5 separate regions of the Homo sapiens genome follow, and regions 2, 3, 4 and 5 are each linked to region 1. The links are chromatin contacts, found by Hi-C or POLR2A ChIA-PET in ENCODE. All regions are on one chromosome and are shown on one strand. Each heading gives the region's core, a stretch centred on a gene start or an enhancer-like site at or near the end of the contact. The rest is flanking DNA. Distances are from core to core; before and after follow the strand shown. Region 1 has its middle 16 kb from the start of GRB7. Region 2 holds the start of WIPF2 (WAS/WASL interacting protein family member 2). Region 3 holds the start of RAPGEFL1 (Rap guanine nucleotide exchange factor like 1). Region 4 holds the start of FBXL20 (F-box and leucine rich repeat protein 20). Region 5 holds the start of PSMD3-AS1 (PSMD3 antisense RNA 1).

What was found. Hi-C counts contacts between places; a loop is a spot of excess contacts on that map. ChIA-PET counts read pairs that join two places held with the same protein, here RNA polymerase II (POLR2A). Pooled maps may share reads with other maps.
Region 2: a loop to region 1 is called in a pooled map, with 14 times the contacts of the local background. The contact joins the promoter of WIPF2 here to the enhancer-like site in region 1. A Hi-C loop is called at or near these places in 1 of 37 single-sample maps with no recorded cell type and 9 of 50 pooled maps. POLR2A ChIA-PET finds 5 or more read pairs at or near these places in 1 of 52 experiments (activated naive CD4-positive, alpha-beta T cell).
Region 3: a pooled map shows a loop between it and region 1 (3-fold over the local background). The contact joins the promoter of RAPGEFL1 here to the enhancer-like site in region 1. A Hi-C loop is called at or near these places in 1 of 50 pooled maps. POLR2A ChIA-PET finds 5 or more read pairs at or near these places in 3 of 52 experiments (RWPE1 and WTC11).
Region 4: a map with no recorded cell type shows a loop between it and region 1 (15-fold over the local background). The contact joins the promoter of FBXL20 here to the enhancer-like site in region 1. A Hi-C loop is called at or near these places in 3 of 37 single-sample maps with no recorded cell type and 11 of 50 pooled maps. POLR2A ChIA-PET finds 5 or more read pairs at or near these places in 4 of 52 experiments (H1, Panc1, activated CD4-positive, alpha-beta T cell and 1 more).
Region 5: a pooled map shows a loop between it and region 1 (2.2-fold over the local background). The contact joins the promoter of PSMD3-AS1 here to the enhancer-like site in region 1. A Hi-C loop is called at or near these places in 5 of 50 pooled maps. POLR2A ChIA-PET finds 5 or more read pairs at or near these places in 3 of 52 experiments (Caco-2, H1 and activated B cell).

What each region holds. Positions count from the first base shown.
Region 1 is chr17:39,752,798-39,755,684 of GRCh38, reverse strand. No RefSeq gene overlaps it. Among named protein-coding and RNA genes, the nearest start is that of GRB7, 16 kb to the right of the region's middle. RefSeq lists an enhancer at 125-174 and silencers at 665-1,394, 1,535-1,584, 1,625-1,764. Within about 2 kb of position 1,389, at least 35 of the 41 ENCODE cell types and tissues checked have a DNase peak (open chromatin) inside an H3K27ac peak, as active enhancers do.
Region 2 is chr17:40,217,899-40,220,785 of GRCh38, reverse strand. It overlaps WIPF2 (WAS/WASL interacting protein family member 2), which reads right to left and starts at 1,482. Exons shown (of 8, transcript NM_133264.5): 1 at 1,294-1,482. RefSeq lists enhancers at 863-1,641, 1,542-1,651, 2,092-2,141.
Region 3 is chr17:40,175,970-40,178,856 of GRCh38, reverse strand. RAPGEFL1 (Rap guanine nucleotide exchange factor like 1) reads right to left here and starts at 1,387. Exons shown (of 15, transcript NM_016339.6): 1 at 476-1,387. The coding sequence starts at 995. RefSeq lists enhancers at 1-258, 259-1,115, 1,507-2,007, 2,008-2,508 and a silencer at 1,346-1,475.
Region 4 is chr17:39,400,171-39,403,057 of GRCh38, reverse strand. It overlaps FBXL20 (F-box and leucine rich repeat protein 20), which reads left to right and starts at 1,432. Exons shown (of 15, transcript NM_032875.3): 1 at 1,432-1,697. The coding sequence starts at 1,656. RefSeq lists silencers at 283-447, 413-802, 1,053-1,132, 1,163-1,362, 1,393-1,822 and 1 more.
Region 5 is chr17:40,013,122-40,016,008 of GRCh38, reverse strand. PSMD3-AS1 (PSMD3 antisense RNA 1) reads left to right here and starts at 1,368. Exons shown (of 3, transcript NR_198981.1): 1 at 1,368-1,455; 2 at 1,650-1,771. It overlaps CSF3 (colony stimulating factor 3), which reads right to left and starts at 569. Exons shown (of 5, transcript NM_172219.3): 1 at 495-569; 2 at 164-318. The coding sequence starts at 534. RefSeq lists an enhancer at 160-659.

The DNA of each region.
Region 1 (2,887 bases), core at 140-2,639:
GCGTGTGCGTGTCTGTCTCCATGTGTGCCTGTCTCTCTCCTTGCATGTCTGTCTGTGTGTGTCTGTGTATCTGTGTGTGTGCGCGCGTGCACGTGTCTCGTGTGTGTGTGTTTGTGTGTGTTGAGGGAAAGCAGGCTGAGTCAGTGAATCCAGCAAAGCTCTGAAGTCCCAAGCAAAAGACAGTCGCAGACTCCCGCAACTATTTGGAGTCCTGGTTCCAATCCCAGCCCTCTCCCTCTCGGGATGAGCCCAGACACTTGACTTCCCCTTCTGGGCGTTGATTTTCCCCAGAGTCAGGGATCTCTGAAGGGCCTTCCAGCTGGTACTCCTAAGACAGGCCTCAACCTCACTGCACCAGCCGGGCTCCAGGTCTTCCCTCTCTCTCCTCTCCTCACTGGACGCTGGAGCTAGAGTAATAGTGGCCGGGCCCTGACTCTCTCAAGATGTCATTTTCCTAACTGTTCTATCAAATTCCAATCCTGGACCCCAGGGGTAGGGGACAGGATCCCCTCACCTGTGGAATTATAGGAGGCTCGGAATAACGCGCGCTGAGGCTGGGTCTGAACCCCCGGCCCCCGCCCTTTCTCAGGTTCTCCTCTTAATTCTGCGTGGACCCAGACCCCAGATTCCCGGCTAGGGTGCCTGGGAGAGGAAAGGGAGGCCGGCGGAGAGGGGGCAGGGGTGCGGCGCGCGGTGGGAGTGAGGGGGGTGTGAGGGGAGGGGCAGCTGCACTTCTGAGAAACAGCTCGGCGTCTCAGCAGCCCGCAGCCTAACCCCCTGCCTGCGGCTTCACAGCTCCCTCCTCCCGCCGCCCACGCCGCTCGGGGCCTCTCCGGGGGTCGGCAGCCCCGGCGGAGACGGTGTCTGCTGGGGAGGAGCGGCAGCTCGGGGGACAGCAAAGTGGAACCCATGGGGGGTGGGAGTGGACATGGAGGAAAGCGTGGGTCGCGTGACACCCCAGGAGTGAAAGGCCTCCCCTCATCGGGGTCCCGAGCGCCGGATCTCGGCGTGCCCGCGTGTTCCCCCGCTGCCCCCGCGCTGTCCTATCACAGCCCGAGCAGGATCCAGAAGTGAAACTGCCCGGGTCACAGCCCAGCGCCGCTGCTGCACCCCGCCCCGCCCTTCCGGGCACTGCCGCTGCGCAGGATCTCCCGGCGCTCGGGCGCCTGCGGGGAGGAAACGGGGGAGGGGCAGGGGAAGTGCCCCCGCGGGCATCTGCAGCGCGCGGCCGCTCTCCTCCGGGGTGCCCGCGCGTAACCGGGGTGGGAACCTCGAGAGACAGGAGCCCCGGAGGCCTGGCCGCGGCGACCGCACTTCCCGCGACGGCCGCTGGGTGTCACTGCAGCCGCGCGGCTGAATCGGCTCGGCGCCTGCGGGAGTGGGGGACGGTGGGACGCCGGGACTAGGCCGTCGCGCTGCACGCCAGTCTCGCCTGCCCGCGCCTGGAGGCTCCGCGACGCTGGGATGCGGCGCCCACACCTTCCTCCACCCGCCTGGCCAAGGAAGCACCTCCCGCCTCGCCCACAGACTCGCAGCGAGGCCCGGACTAAGCAACGCCCCGGGGCGACCGGCTCGTTGCTGCGGCGCCACGCAAGCCACGAAACCGATGGCGCGTCCCCTCGTGGGGCCGAGTTCAAAGAGCCGCGACCCCGACGCGCGCCCCCTGGCGAAGCCGGCGGCCTTCCCTCCGCAGAGGCACGAGGGGCCGCCACGACGGAGGGTGGCTCGGTGGAGCCTGGCGCCCGTCGGCCCCGGCGCGCGCATGCGACTTGGGTGGTGGCGGAAGGGCGGGCGGCGGGGCAGATCGCCTCAGGCACCGGCCCAGAACGGCTGAGAGACGGGTCCCCCGTGTATCCTCCCCTACCCCAACCTGGCCTGACAAGTGTGGGATCCAGCCTTACCCAGCCACCCCCTGGCCCCAACACTAAGTTCCTCCAGTAGATGTGTGGGGCAGGGTGCCTCAGCCTGGGAGGAAGGAACCCTCCCTTGGGAGGCCAAAGCGGGAGGATCACTTGAGGTCAGGAGTTTGAGATCAGTCTGGCCAACATGGCAAAACCCCGTCTACTAAAAATACAAAAATTAGCTGGGCGTGGTGGCGCACGCCTGTAATCCCAAACTACTCAAGAGGCTGAGGCAGGAAAATCGCTTGAACCCAGGGGGTGGAGGTTGCAGTGAGCTGAGATCAGCCACTGCACTCCAGCCTGGGCAACAGAGTGAGACTGTAAAAAAAAAAAAAGAGAGAGCGAGAGAGAGATCCCTGGAATCTTTTGGGAAATTGGGGTAGTGCCAGTAGGAATGCCCTGGAGGACAGGACTCAGGGCATGGGAGTTGGGCAGGTGAATGCGGATGACCGTGCCTGTTGGTCACAGCTGTGTGAGGGTGCGGGTGGCCCGTTCCATCCCTGCTTACAGCTTCCCCTCCAACTCCAAGGTCACAGGGCCCAGTTCCACTACCCAGACCCTAAGGAGATCCACGTGGTTGTCCTGAGGGGGTGGTTTCTGCCTTCCAATCTCCCTCAGTCTGCCCCAAACCACCCTAAAATAAACCTAATCCAAGTAAGAACAAAGTGCTTACAACAAAAATGCAGCTCCAGGCCCGGCGCGGTGGCTCACACCTGTAATCCCAGCACTTTGGGAGGCTGAGGCGGGCGGATCACATGAAGTCGGGAGTTCGAGACGAGCTTCACCAACGTGGATAAACCCCATCTCTACTAAAAATACAAAATTGCTGGGCGTGGTGGTGCATGTCTGTAATCCCAGCTACTTGGGAGGCTGAGGCAGGAGAATTGCTTGAACCCAGGAGGTGGAGGTTGCGGTAAACCGAGATCACACCATTGCACTCCAGCCTGGGCCACAGAGCGAAACTTGTCTCAAAAAAAACACAAAAA
Region 2 (2,887 bases), core at 233-2,732, 470 kb before region 1:
AAAAAAAAACGAATTCTGGGCCAGGCACAGTGGCTCATCCCTGTAATCCCAGCACTTGCGGAGGCCGAGACAGGAGGATCACTTGAGCCCAGGAATTCCAGACTAGCCTGGACAACAGGGCAAGACTCTGTCTCCAACAACAACAACAAAAAAATATATATATATACATATATATATATATATATATATATATATATATATATATATATATACACACACACACGTTAGGCGGGAGTAGTGGTCACACCTGTGGTCCCAGCTATTGGCGGGGCTTAGGTGGAAGGACCACTTCAGCCCGGGAGGTCGAGGCTTTAAGGAGCCATGATCATGCCACTGCACTCCAGCCCGGGCGACAGAGTGAGACCACGTCTCTTAAAAGAAAAAAAAAGAAAAAAGAATTCCATCACATATCAGTTCCTTGCCTCAATGCTATTTTTAAGAACTTTCCTTCCTGATAAAAAACTCGACCATACACACTGCCATGCTGAACACTTTAACATTTCCATCTTGGCCGGGTGCAGTGGCTCACACCTGTAATCCCAGCACTCTGGGAGTCCAAGGTGGGAAGATCGCTTGAGCCCAGGAGTTCAAGACTAGTCTGAGCAACATAGCCAGACCCCACCTTTAAAACAAAAAAAAAAAAATTCCATCTTCCCTCACTTCACACCACTTCAACATGAACCCTCAACTCCAGACGTTCCAATGCGCATCTTAACATTCTCAATCCAACCTTTAACTAAATTCTGATTCCTTTTCAAAGAACGCTCTCAAGATTCCCTCTAGTGTAAGCAGTTTCCCGAGCCATCTTCCCAAACACTAGCTTTCACCTAACTCAATCCCCAAAATGTCACACTGGACTCCTCACCCACAGCATCCTGCTAATTAGCCGTTCCCAACAGGTCCTCCGTTCCCGTCTCCCTTTTTGCGCACGATTACCTCGTTCCTCACAGAGTTGCCGCCTTAACTCACCCAACCCTTCAGGAGCCCTTATTGCCTGTCTCTCAAAAACGTTCCTCCCCATTTTTCCAGTCCCCGCTCGCCCCATACCAATATTCGACCACTCCTCCCCAGATTCCCCACGCCCTCTCTCCTCCAGGTTCTTCCGATACAGTCCCCCGGCCCCCCGCCCCTCAGGCCCCACCCGCAAGACCCCTCTCCCCCTCCGGCCCCTCCTCTAATGCCCCCCTCTCTTCTCAAGCCCCGCCCCGAGCCCCCCTCCCCGCGACTTTCCCTCCCACTCAGGTCCGCAGGTCATTTCAGCGACTGACCCAGCCGCCCCGGCCTCTTTCCGACCTGGCCGCAGCTGCTCTGGGAGCGAATCCTCTGCCGCCTACACTCCGGCTTCGTCCTGTCCTGCTCGCCCCCCGGCAAGCTCTTTCTCGCCGTCGCCGCCGCCGCCGCCGCCGCCGCCGCCGCCACCGCCCCTTTTGCCAACCCGGAAATGGATCTGCTCCCACCGTCCCCAGCGTCCGCGAACAAAATGGAGGCGGGGGAAAAAGGAGGAGAGAGCAGGGAGCGGAGAGATGCGAGACGCATGCGCCCCTGGGAAGCCCGCCCCCTGCCGGCCCACGTAAAGGCGGAAGCGGTTGAGTGGACGCCATCTTAGGAAGGTCACAGGAATTCCGCTTACCAGCTAAAAGCTGGGTTTGCAACTTTAGCTGCAATTGGAATCACCTGGCAAGATTTAAATACTATGATGCCTGGTTCCCACCCCTGGAAATTATAATTTAATTCTGGGGTGCAGCCTAGGCATCAGGAAATTGTTGCAGGTGATTCTAACGTGTTGCCAAGGTGGAGAACCACTGAGCTAAACAGTCATTGTTGAATATACTCCTTTCGTCTTTAATCCGCCGCACACACACACACCCTCCCCCCTAAATATCCTTCCTTAATCTCGAGTTAACGAAGAACCCGCCTCGGCCAACCTTGCAAAGGCCAAGTAGTCAAGCTCCGGTTGTCATGGCAACAGAGGCAGGCCACTGCTCACAAGTCATCATTTACGTCATCTTACCCACCTGACTCGAACACCGTCTCTTCTTTCTCGGGCTGGGGTTTCCTCCAGCTTCCAGGGCTATAGGATGGTGCTGTGGACCCCTCCAGCTGCTTGGGCCAGAGAGAGAAATCCTGTGCCCTCTTTGATGGAGCTGCTGTTAAACCCTGACAGCTGACTAAGTATCTCTCCCTAGTCCACCCAGAAAAGCGCTTTCCATTATAGCTTCAAAATACTCTTGGTTTAATTCCATTCCCAGCACAGAATCCGAAGTAAGGGGGCAAGATTGGGACTTAGTCCCCATTACTTACAAGCTGTGTGCCATTGGGCCTTAGCTACCCTATCTGTAAAATGGGTCTAATAGTGCCTGTCCCGTCTGTCTCATAGAGTTGTTGCAAAGCTGAAATCAGTTAATGAATGGGAAAACGTGATAGAGCATAAGTTGTTATTATTTTTGTTTTCCTTCTATTCTGCCATGAGTAGTACTAGGCACCACCCACTAGTCAAGTAAATGTCACATTGAGTACCTGCTAAACACCAGGAGATGGCTACAGAGGTGACTAAGACAGAGCCTCTGCCCTCAGGGAACTCACTACGTTGGTGGGCAGACTGGCATAAACAGCTAGCTGAGATACAAGTCAGCGTGTGATTAGTGCTGTGGGACGTCAGACAAGGGAGCAATTAATTCCTGCTAAAGAATGGAAGGAGGTTTCCTAAATGGTTTGGAGCTGGGCCTTGAAGGATGAATGGAATTTTATTATTAATCAGAGAAGGCAGGGAACACAGCAGGCATAGGGATCAAGGACACGAGGTAAAGATTTTCAGCTGTCTACATCCTGCATGGCCATACGTGGGGCGATGGAGCCAGGGAGATGGTGGGTCCAAACACCTTACCAG
Region 3 (2,887 bases), core at 138-2,637, 420 kb before region 1:
GTCTGGCACTGCCTCCCTGGGTGGGTCAGCCTGCGCTGTGTAGGCCTCTGAACAGTCAGGGACCCCAGGGTTTTCAGGGCTAAAGCACCTCTGGCGGGTGGCATGGCTGCGCTGGGCAGCTCCCATTTTAATGTGTCAGGCCCTAATTTGGGGCCACAGGAGGAGGTATTCAACATCAGGGACCCATGGGAGTCAGTGGCTCCAATGCCCAGGGGAAAGGAAGGGTGGCTGAAGGAGAGTAAGAGGCTCAGCTGCTTCTCCAGACGAGGGTGAGGCTGCTGTAGGGAGGAAGGTGAGTACTGCTCTCCTCTTCCGCGGGAGGGTCTGTACCTCCGCTAGGCCCCTAGCCGGCTTCCGCGGACCACTCAACCCTATAACCAAGCCCCGGCACGGCGCCACCCCTACGCTCCAAGGGCAAGGAAGAGGAGCCGGGGCCAGCCCCTGCTCTGGGTGTTCGAGCCCACCGGCTCCTTACCTGAGGCGGCGCTGTCCCTGGTAGCCCCTCCAGCAAGCCGCTCCAGAACCCGGTTCAGAAGATGCTCGGGCCGCTCGGGGGCGCCCAGAGGGGCCCAGGGCGGCGAAGTCAAGGGCTCGCCTGGGGACAGCTCGTCAGATGAGTAGGAGGAAGGGGAGCGCAGGGGCCCCCCTCCCCCGAGAGGCCCGGGCCCCGGCACCTCCTCCAGCTGCAGCCAGCAGGGCCCCCCGCTGCCCGGCTCCTCCGCGACCCCCGCCGGCTCTCCTCCTTCCTCCTCAGGGGGCGGCTCCAGCCCCGGCTCGGCGGGGGGCTCCCGGAGGAAAGCGGGGAGCAGCAGGCGAGACACGCTCTGACGCCGCTGCAACGACCGCTGTCCCCCGGCTGGACCGCCGCCCCCGCCGGGTCCCCCACCCCCTCCAGGCCCACCGCAGCTCCCCAGACCCCCGCCGGGACCTCCCGCCACCGTTCGGCCCGCCAGCTGCGACGTCTGCTTCTTCAGAAATTTCTCCAGCGGCTTCATGCCCCCCCCCGCCCCTCTCCTAGGGGTCGCCGGGGGACCCAGGTATCCCAGGCGCGGGCGGGGGGGGCGGCGAAGACACGATGCTCAGAGCTGGAGGAGCAGAGTAGAGGGCCGTGCCAGGCGCCAGACTGGGGGCCAGAGGGGCCGAGCCTCGCTGGCCAGAGTCCAGTGGCCAGTAGCCGGGGGAGGTGCCAGAGGAAAGGAGTGCTCGCTCTCAGCAACCCCCCATGCCGGCTGCAGCCGGCACGCGGCCCGAAGAGTGGGCAGGCTGCGGGGCCGGTGCGCCCGGCTCTGCGCTGCGGCGGCAGAGGCAGCGGGCGGAGCGCAAGGCTGAGAGGACGCGGCGGCGGCGGCGGCGGCGGCTGCGCTCCTGGCCGTGAAGAGGGGGAAGGTGGCAGAACCGAGACCGCGCCCCCTCCTCCAGTCCCCGCCCAGTCCCCGCCCCTACCCTTCCTCGGCTCGCCCCCGCGCCGCACGAGGCTTGAACTCGCGCGCTGGGGTTGACCGCGAGGGAAACAGTAAGGGACTTGGGTTCTAAGCAGAAGAAATTAAGGGCAAAGGTAAGTCAGAGATTTACCAATGGGGAAGGATTCCTGGCTCAAGGGATAACCGGGTCTCAGCATCATTTCAAAGAGTCAGGACAGGTCTGTGGCCTGGACACCTTCACTCACCTACCTGTGTACCCAAGTCAGGCCTACAGATTGCTGAACCCAAGAGTGTGCACCTTTCTCATACTCACAGAAATATGTGGAGTTTATCTTCCTTCTGTGAGAAGAGCTGGGAAGGCCTCTTGGGTGAATTAGCATTGCCACTGGAGGCGGTGCCCATCTGTCCTCTCTGGTAGGGCACAATAGGTGGTGTGGGCCTGGTCTGTGGGCAGGTACTGGCAGGCAGGTAGGAGCCAGGCAGGGAGCAGCAGGTTGTGGCAGGTCTAGCTGGGGTGAGGAGGGGATAATAGGCAGTGGGGAGGAGACCAGGAGCACAAGGGCACCTGAGCCCAGCTGGCAGCAGAAGGAAGCAGGGCCATGGAGACAGGTGACAAGCCCCAGAACTGCCGACTATCATCAAGCACAGAGCCCAAGTGTACATGGCCATGGAGTGGGAAAAGTGGTGCCAATTAGCACTCCAAGTAATCCTTACTCCTGATGCCCACACCAGGAGCATTCTGTCCTTAAGGATATGCTGCCCCAGAAGGAGTGTGGGGGAGGAGGGGGGTGCATCGTAAAGCCATGCTAAGTGTGAGAACATCCAGGTTAGACTTACAAGGTGTGGGAGTGGCAGCAGGTTCTCGATGGGTTGAGGCTCTCTGGACAATGCCCCACCCCTGTTTACCGAGCACCAACCAGGCAGAGACAGGAATGCTAATGGCTGGGAGTGGTAGTAAAACTGAACAGGGTGTGTATGACATACGTATCAATGTATGTGCATATCTGTTCCCATGTGTGCTAGAGCATGTGTTCACAGAAATAAAGCTTTGCACACCCATCTGTTTGTGGATTTGGAAACAGTAAAAAGAAGACAGCGCACAATTTTGGCTAAGAAGCTGTATTAGAGGTCTGAGTATCAGCTTCCTGTGCTCCCCTTATTGGACACTCCAATATCCCCTGGCTTGAAAGGGGAAAGTGGCTGGAATGGGTTGGAGCTCCCCAGGTAGCATTTTATGAACTGAATAGGAAGAGGGAAGGGCTTCTCTCCCAGCACATGCCACAGTTACCAGATTAAGCCGGTTGCCTTGGTAACCTTCTCTCTGGGCAGGATTTGGGAATTGTTGGTTAGGAAGGGCGAATTGGGGAGTGTGAAGGGTGTAGGGGGTTGAAAATAAAACAGACTGAGAGACTTCTGGAAGCTAGAAGCTTGGGACACAGGACCCCAGTACTCCCCCAAATGCTCAA
Region 4 (2,887 bases), core at 183-2,682, 350 kb after region 1:
CAGTCGCTAAAACCACTAATTAAAAGGGGTGTGAGGAAGACCAACTCATAACTGCTTTGGAAGCATACAATTAGCAGTGCTGCTGCTCCTGCCAGGTGTGCTGGAATTTATTATACAGTTTCTAATAGTTCACTCTTAGGACATAATTTTGTAGTTTGTTGCTCATAGAAGGGGCAACAAAACTACAAAATCCTGTGTTATTCCTTCGTGGAAATTCGGTCATAAATTCTGAGACCTTGAAGGCCAGAGTTGTTAAAACATAATATAATATGATGACACAGATCAGCTTCTATACAAGGAGCCCGGGAGTCTGATGAAGTGTTTCCATCGGGAAAACGCCCCCGCCTACTCGCTCACACACGCTTGTTTCTCCCGCCAAAGTGACGTCAGGCCGAAGCTCTCACCAAACAGCGCCCTGATTGGCGGACAGGCAGGCGCTGCAGCCCATTGGGCGCCGGCGGCGGCCGAGCAAGGAAAACCAAAGGCTCTTCGGTCTCGCCCGCCCCACCCCCACGGACGCGCGCCCCGACCCCGGCCAAAGGAAGGGTTGCCCGGCTCCAGCCCTGCACCCCCGACCCCCGGCCTCAGGTGCAGCTCCGCAGCCATCCCCGGACCAGGGCGGGCACTTGGCCTGTTGCTCAGCGCAACCACCCTCGCCCTCCCGAGCCATGCACAGGGAGACAAGCGTCCGGCCCCGGCCCCCCAGGCCTCCCTGCAGCACCCCGTAATGTAATGCACTGGGGCGGGGGAGGCGGGGGAGGCGGCGGCGGCGGCAACCGCGGAGGCGCGGCGGCAGCCGCACTGCCCCAATCTAGACACATCCAGAAGAGGAGGAAAATGGCTCCGAGCAGGGACCGCCTGCTGCACTTTGGGTTCAAGGCGACAGTGAGTGACAGGGGAAGGGAGCTGGGTGGCCGGGAAGGATGCGGGTGCCTTACAGGATCCTGGGGAACAAGTGACGAGGGGCGACGGGCGCGGGCAGAGGCTGAGGTTCTGTGCAGGCAGGTGCGTGCCTGTTTGCCCGCGGAGGGAGGAGAGGGGGACACGGGGCAGAAGAGGGGCCCCCGCGCAGAGTGCGGTACTGCTCTACTCTCCCTCGCTGGTCCGCGAGCACGCGCGCACTCGCATCCGCCCCACAGACCCCCTTTTCCACACGCACAGGCACTTCCCTGCCTCGCCTTCTCCCGATGGGCTCGTCTGCCTCGGAGGCGCAGGGGGTCGTGCCGCCGCCGCGCACCGGCTGCTCCCGGGAGCGCCGTCAGGGCCGGCCCCGTGTGGGGGAGGGGTGGTCTCGCGCCGCCGCCGCCGCGCTCCTCCCCTCCCGCCCCTCCCCCTCCCGGGCGCTCCGAGGCCCGGGCGGCTCTGTCCAATGAGCAGCGGCGTTGCTGGCAGGTGGGGAGTGTTTTTGTTTTGGGTTGAAGTTGAGGCTGAGGAGAGAGCCGAGCTAGCGACGAGCAGTCGTTGCGGCCGCCGGCGCCGCGGGAGGTGGTGGAGGCCTAGCCGGAGCCGAGAGGTCTCTTGTTCCCGTCCCACGGTCCCGGCGTCACCCCTCCGGCGCCCAGTCCCCGTCCCGGAACTCCCGGGCCTGTCCTGGGCCCCCGGTCTGTGCACTCCGCTCGCCGCAGCGCCCGGCCCGGGCCGCACCCGCCGGCCCCATGAGGAGGGACGTGAACGGAGTGACCAAGAGCAGGTTTGAGGTGTGAGCTTGGGGGGCTCGGGCGGCGTGAGGAGGGCGGGTCGCGCGCTCTAATCCCAAAACGTCCGCTCCGCACGGAGCCTCCTCCCTGGCAGGCGCCGTCACCCACCCACTGGCGGGGCTGCCAGACTCCGCTCCCCTTTCTTGCGACCCAGAAGCCCAGCGCAGCCCGGTGCCCCCAGTCCCCTCGCCGGTTCGCCCCCCGTCTCTTCCCACCAGCGGGCCCCCGCGGGGGATTAGCTCGGGCGCCCTAATTCCACCCTCCTCCAGGATCGCTCAGCTTTCCATTCTTTACACAACCCTTGGCTTGCCTCCTTCCACCCAGCCATCACGGCTCCGGTCCACCAGAGCCTGCTGCTTTTCTCGCTGCTACCTTCATGACGCGTTTGTTGTCTGTTGAGGGAGGAAATTAGGGGATGGGTACCATTTCTCCGAGTTTGAGACCTTGGTGAAACTAGGGAAGTGGGGACGGTAGTTTGGGATGATAGAGGCTACCACGGGTTTTCGGTGCTGTGTTTGGTTTGGGTATTGTTCTGATACTTCCTCTGCTTTCCCGTTTAGTCTGTACTTCTGTAGCTCATTGTTCCTTGGGAACCCTTGGATGTCTACATGCTTTGAGATTGGGACGAAAGTTCAGCAAATCCATTCCGGTCTGTCTTTCAGGAACTTTTTCTCCTCTAGCGAGGGAGGTTTACTGTCCTGGAATTGAGGAGTGGACGGTCTTGAAAGCGTCTTTAGAGAGTAGTCATCTTGCAAGGAAGAGATTCCTTTGGGAAGTGAAATATTGTAACTACTGATGAATTACAGTAGTATAACAATATACTGGAAGGTTCCTTGAGGGTCAAGAGAAAGAAACTTCTACAGGAAGAGTAAATGTCACCTGGTCTTTTCTGGCAGAGAACCAGGCTGACCTGGGATCACTCACAGCTCAGTGGACAATCTCACTCGGTGTTTTTCTTCATCTCCATTTGAGAGATGAAATTGTAAGACGGCGAGACAAAAGTTTAAGAAACTCGACAACTAGGTTCAGGGTGTGAAAACTTTTAAGGGTTGTCAGTTTAATCTATTCTTTGATTTCTTATTATGCGAACTGGGAAATAATTTGAATTGATCCACGAAGATCAAGATAGGAAGTGTTTTGGGTGCAGTTTAAGTTCAGAGCTTCAGTGTTACTGTTGCACTTCAGGAGTG
Region 5 (2,887 bases), core at 119-2,618, 260 kb before region 1:
CCACCAAGGTCCTCCTCCCCAAGTCCCTTCCCAGCCTTCCCCAGCTCCACTGCTCCTAATATTCTCCCACGTCCCTTCCAGAGGATGTTGGCCCTGCAGTTCCATCCCCCTTAGCTCTCCCCACCGGGCTTCCCTCCACAGCCCTCTCACCCACCTCACTCACCAGCTTCTCCTGGAGCGCTGCGCCATCGCCCTGGATCTTCCTCACTTGCTCTAAGCACTTGAGCAGGAAGCTCTGGGGCAGGGAGCTGGCAGGGCCCAGGGGGGTGGCTTCCTGCACTGTCCAGAGTGCACTGTGCCACAGCAGCAGCTGCAGGGCTGGGGACAGAGCGGGCTCAGGAGACATGCTGTTCCCTACCACCTGAGGCCCTCTCGGGGACACTGGGTGCCTTTAATCCCCATTCCCAGAACGGGGATCCCCAGCCCCTCTGTCACACCAGCCTCCCTCCCATGCCAGGGCAGGCGGCTCTCCCATCCTGGGCCAAGACACTCACCCATCAGCTTCATGGGGCTCTGGGTGGCAGGTCCAGCCATGGGTCTGGGTGGGGCTGGGCTGCAGGCTCCGGGCTGTTTTGGGGCCCAGCTCTAGGGGGGCCTTTATACATAACCCCATGGAGGCCTGGGAGGAAATTACCTGGGGCCACGACTAAGGCTTAGTAATAACTTCCCAGGATTTATGCAAATTTGGTGTCCAAGACAATGCAGGGGGGTTGGAACAAAAAGCTGTTTGCGAAAGTTTTGTGAAATTGTGGAATCTCTGATCCTCCTTTGACGTCGCCTTGCCCCCCTCAAACTCCCTTCCTCCCGCTGCCCCACCCAGGCCTGAATGGCCCCAGAGTGTTTGAACAGAACAGCTGAACAAAGGCTGAGCCGCTGATAGACGCCTGGAAGCGGCAGCAGCCTGTGGGGAAGTGGCAGCTGAGTCGGGGTCTCCCTCTCTGCTCTGGCAGACTTGCGGGGGCAGTGTCCTTTGCCCCTCTCCTTTGGGATTCTCAAGCCTGTCCCCCAAGCCCCCAAATTCTAAGAGAGAAAAAAAGAAGCTGGTTGCTCCCATTCCTACCCCCAAACTCTCCGGAGGCTGCCTGTCTGGGAGACCTCCTGAGCCCCTACCTGAGATAAGGACATTGGGTCTTGGCTGCTGTGCCCACCCCACACTTGGATAGGCACCATCGAAAGTTCCAGGCTGTCCTGTCCCAAGTTGATTAGCTGGGAACTCCCCCAGAAACCCCCCCGCCCCCCATGACTCATTCGGCTAAAGCCCCTAGAATCCCGGTAGAGCCAGAGGAAACCGGATGTCTGTCCCGAATGAGGCAAGACCCTTCGAGGCGATTGGCTCACCTGACCTTCACCTCCTCGTGCACGACCCTGACAGTAGGGTCCCCAAGGGCTTTGGAACTGCGGGATTGGGACACGTGACTTCCCTGGTCATTCACCTTGAAGTGGACACGGGCTGGGGTGAGAGAGGGGAAACTGCCCCATCTTCTCATCTTAGAACCATGCAGCGTTAATGCTGGAAGGGACCTTGGAGTCGATTCCAACCCCGTGAACTGGGCCAGGGAAGGAAGTGCCTTGCCCAAGGTCATGGTAAGTGACAGAATTACAGCCTGGGCCTCTGGCTCAGACCTGAACGTTTTCTTTTTCTTTTCCAGATGGAGTCTTGCTCTGTCGCCCAGGCTGGAGTGCAGTGGCGCGATCTCGGCTCACTGCAAACTCTGCCTCTCGGGTTCACGCCATTCTCCTGCCTCAGCCTCCCGAGTAGCTGGAACTACAGGTGCCCGCCACCATGCCCGGCCAATTTTTTGTATTTTTAGTAGAGACGGGGTTTCACCGTGTTAGCCAGGATGGTCACGATCTCCTGACCTCGTGATCCACCCGCCTCGGCCTCCCAAAGTGCTGGGATTACAGGCGTGAGCCACCGTGCCCGGCCTAGGCCTGAACGTTTTCTACAGGCCACAAGGCCTGCCTGGGGCAGTCTGACTGACCACACCCAAGACTGTCACCTTCTGTCCTAATTTACCCCAGCGTGCCAAGAAACAGACATCTCTGGATGAGAAGTGGATGTGGTGACTGGATGGGGCCATCTCTGGTGCTTGGGGGCCCCCTGGTGGTCACCAATGGCAGGGACGTCTGATCTCACACACTGATCTCACACACTGTTATCTGGTCCGCGGTCCTGCAGCTCCGCCTTAGCTCTGTGGCTCAGCACCTTGCACTGATGTGGCCCAGCTCTGTACCCAGCTCCCTGGGAGTAGAGGGTGGGTTTTTGTTGTTGTTTTTTTGAGATGGAGTTTCGCTCATTGCTCAGGCTGGAGTGCAATGGCACGATCTCGGCTCACTACAACCTCCGCCTCCCTGGTTCTAGTGATTTTCCTGCCTCAGCCTCCCAAGTAGGTGGGATTACAGGCATGCACCACCATGCTCATCTAATTTTGTATTTTTAGTAGAGGTGGGATTTCACCATGTTGGTGGTCAGGCTGGTCTCGAACTCCTGACCTCAGGTGATCCACCCGCCTCGGCCTCCCAAAGTGCTGGGATTATAGGCATGAGCCACTGCACCTGGCCTTGAGGGTGGGTTTTTAACAGGACCATGGAAGGCAGGAGCTCCACATTCTTAAACATGTTGCCTGGCAACTATTGCATTGCACACCTCTTATATGTCAGGCACTTTTTTTTTTTTTTTTTAAGACAGAGTTTGGCTCTTGTTGCCCAGGCTGGAGTGGGTGGAGTGCAATGGCACGATCTCGGCTCACTGCAACCGCCGCCTCCTGGGTTCAAGTGATTCTCCTGCCTCAGCCTCCTGAGTAGCTGGGATTACAGGCATGCTCCACCACTGCCCCCACAGCCGGCTAATTTTGTATTTTTAGAAGAGATGGGCTTTCTCCATGTT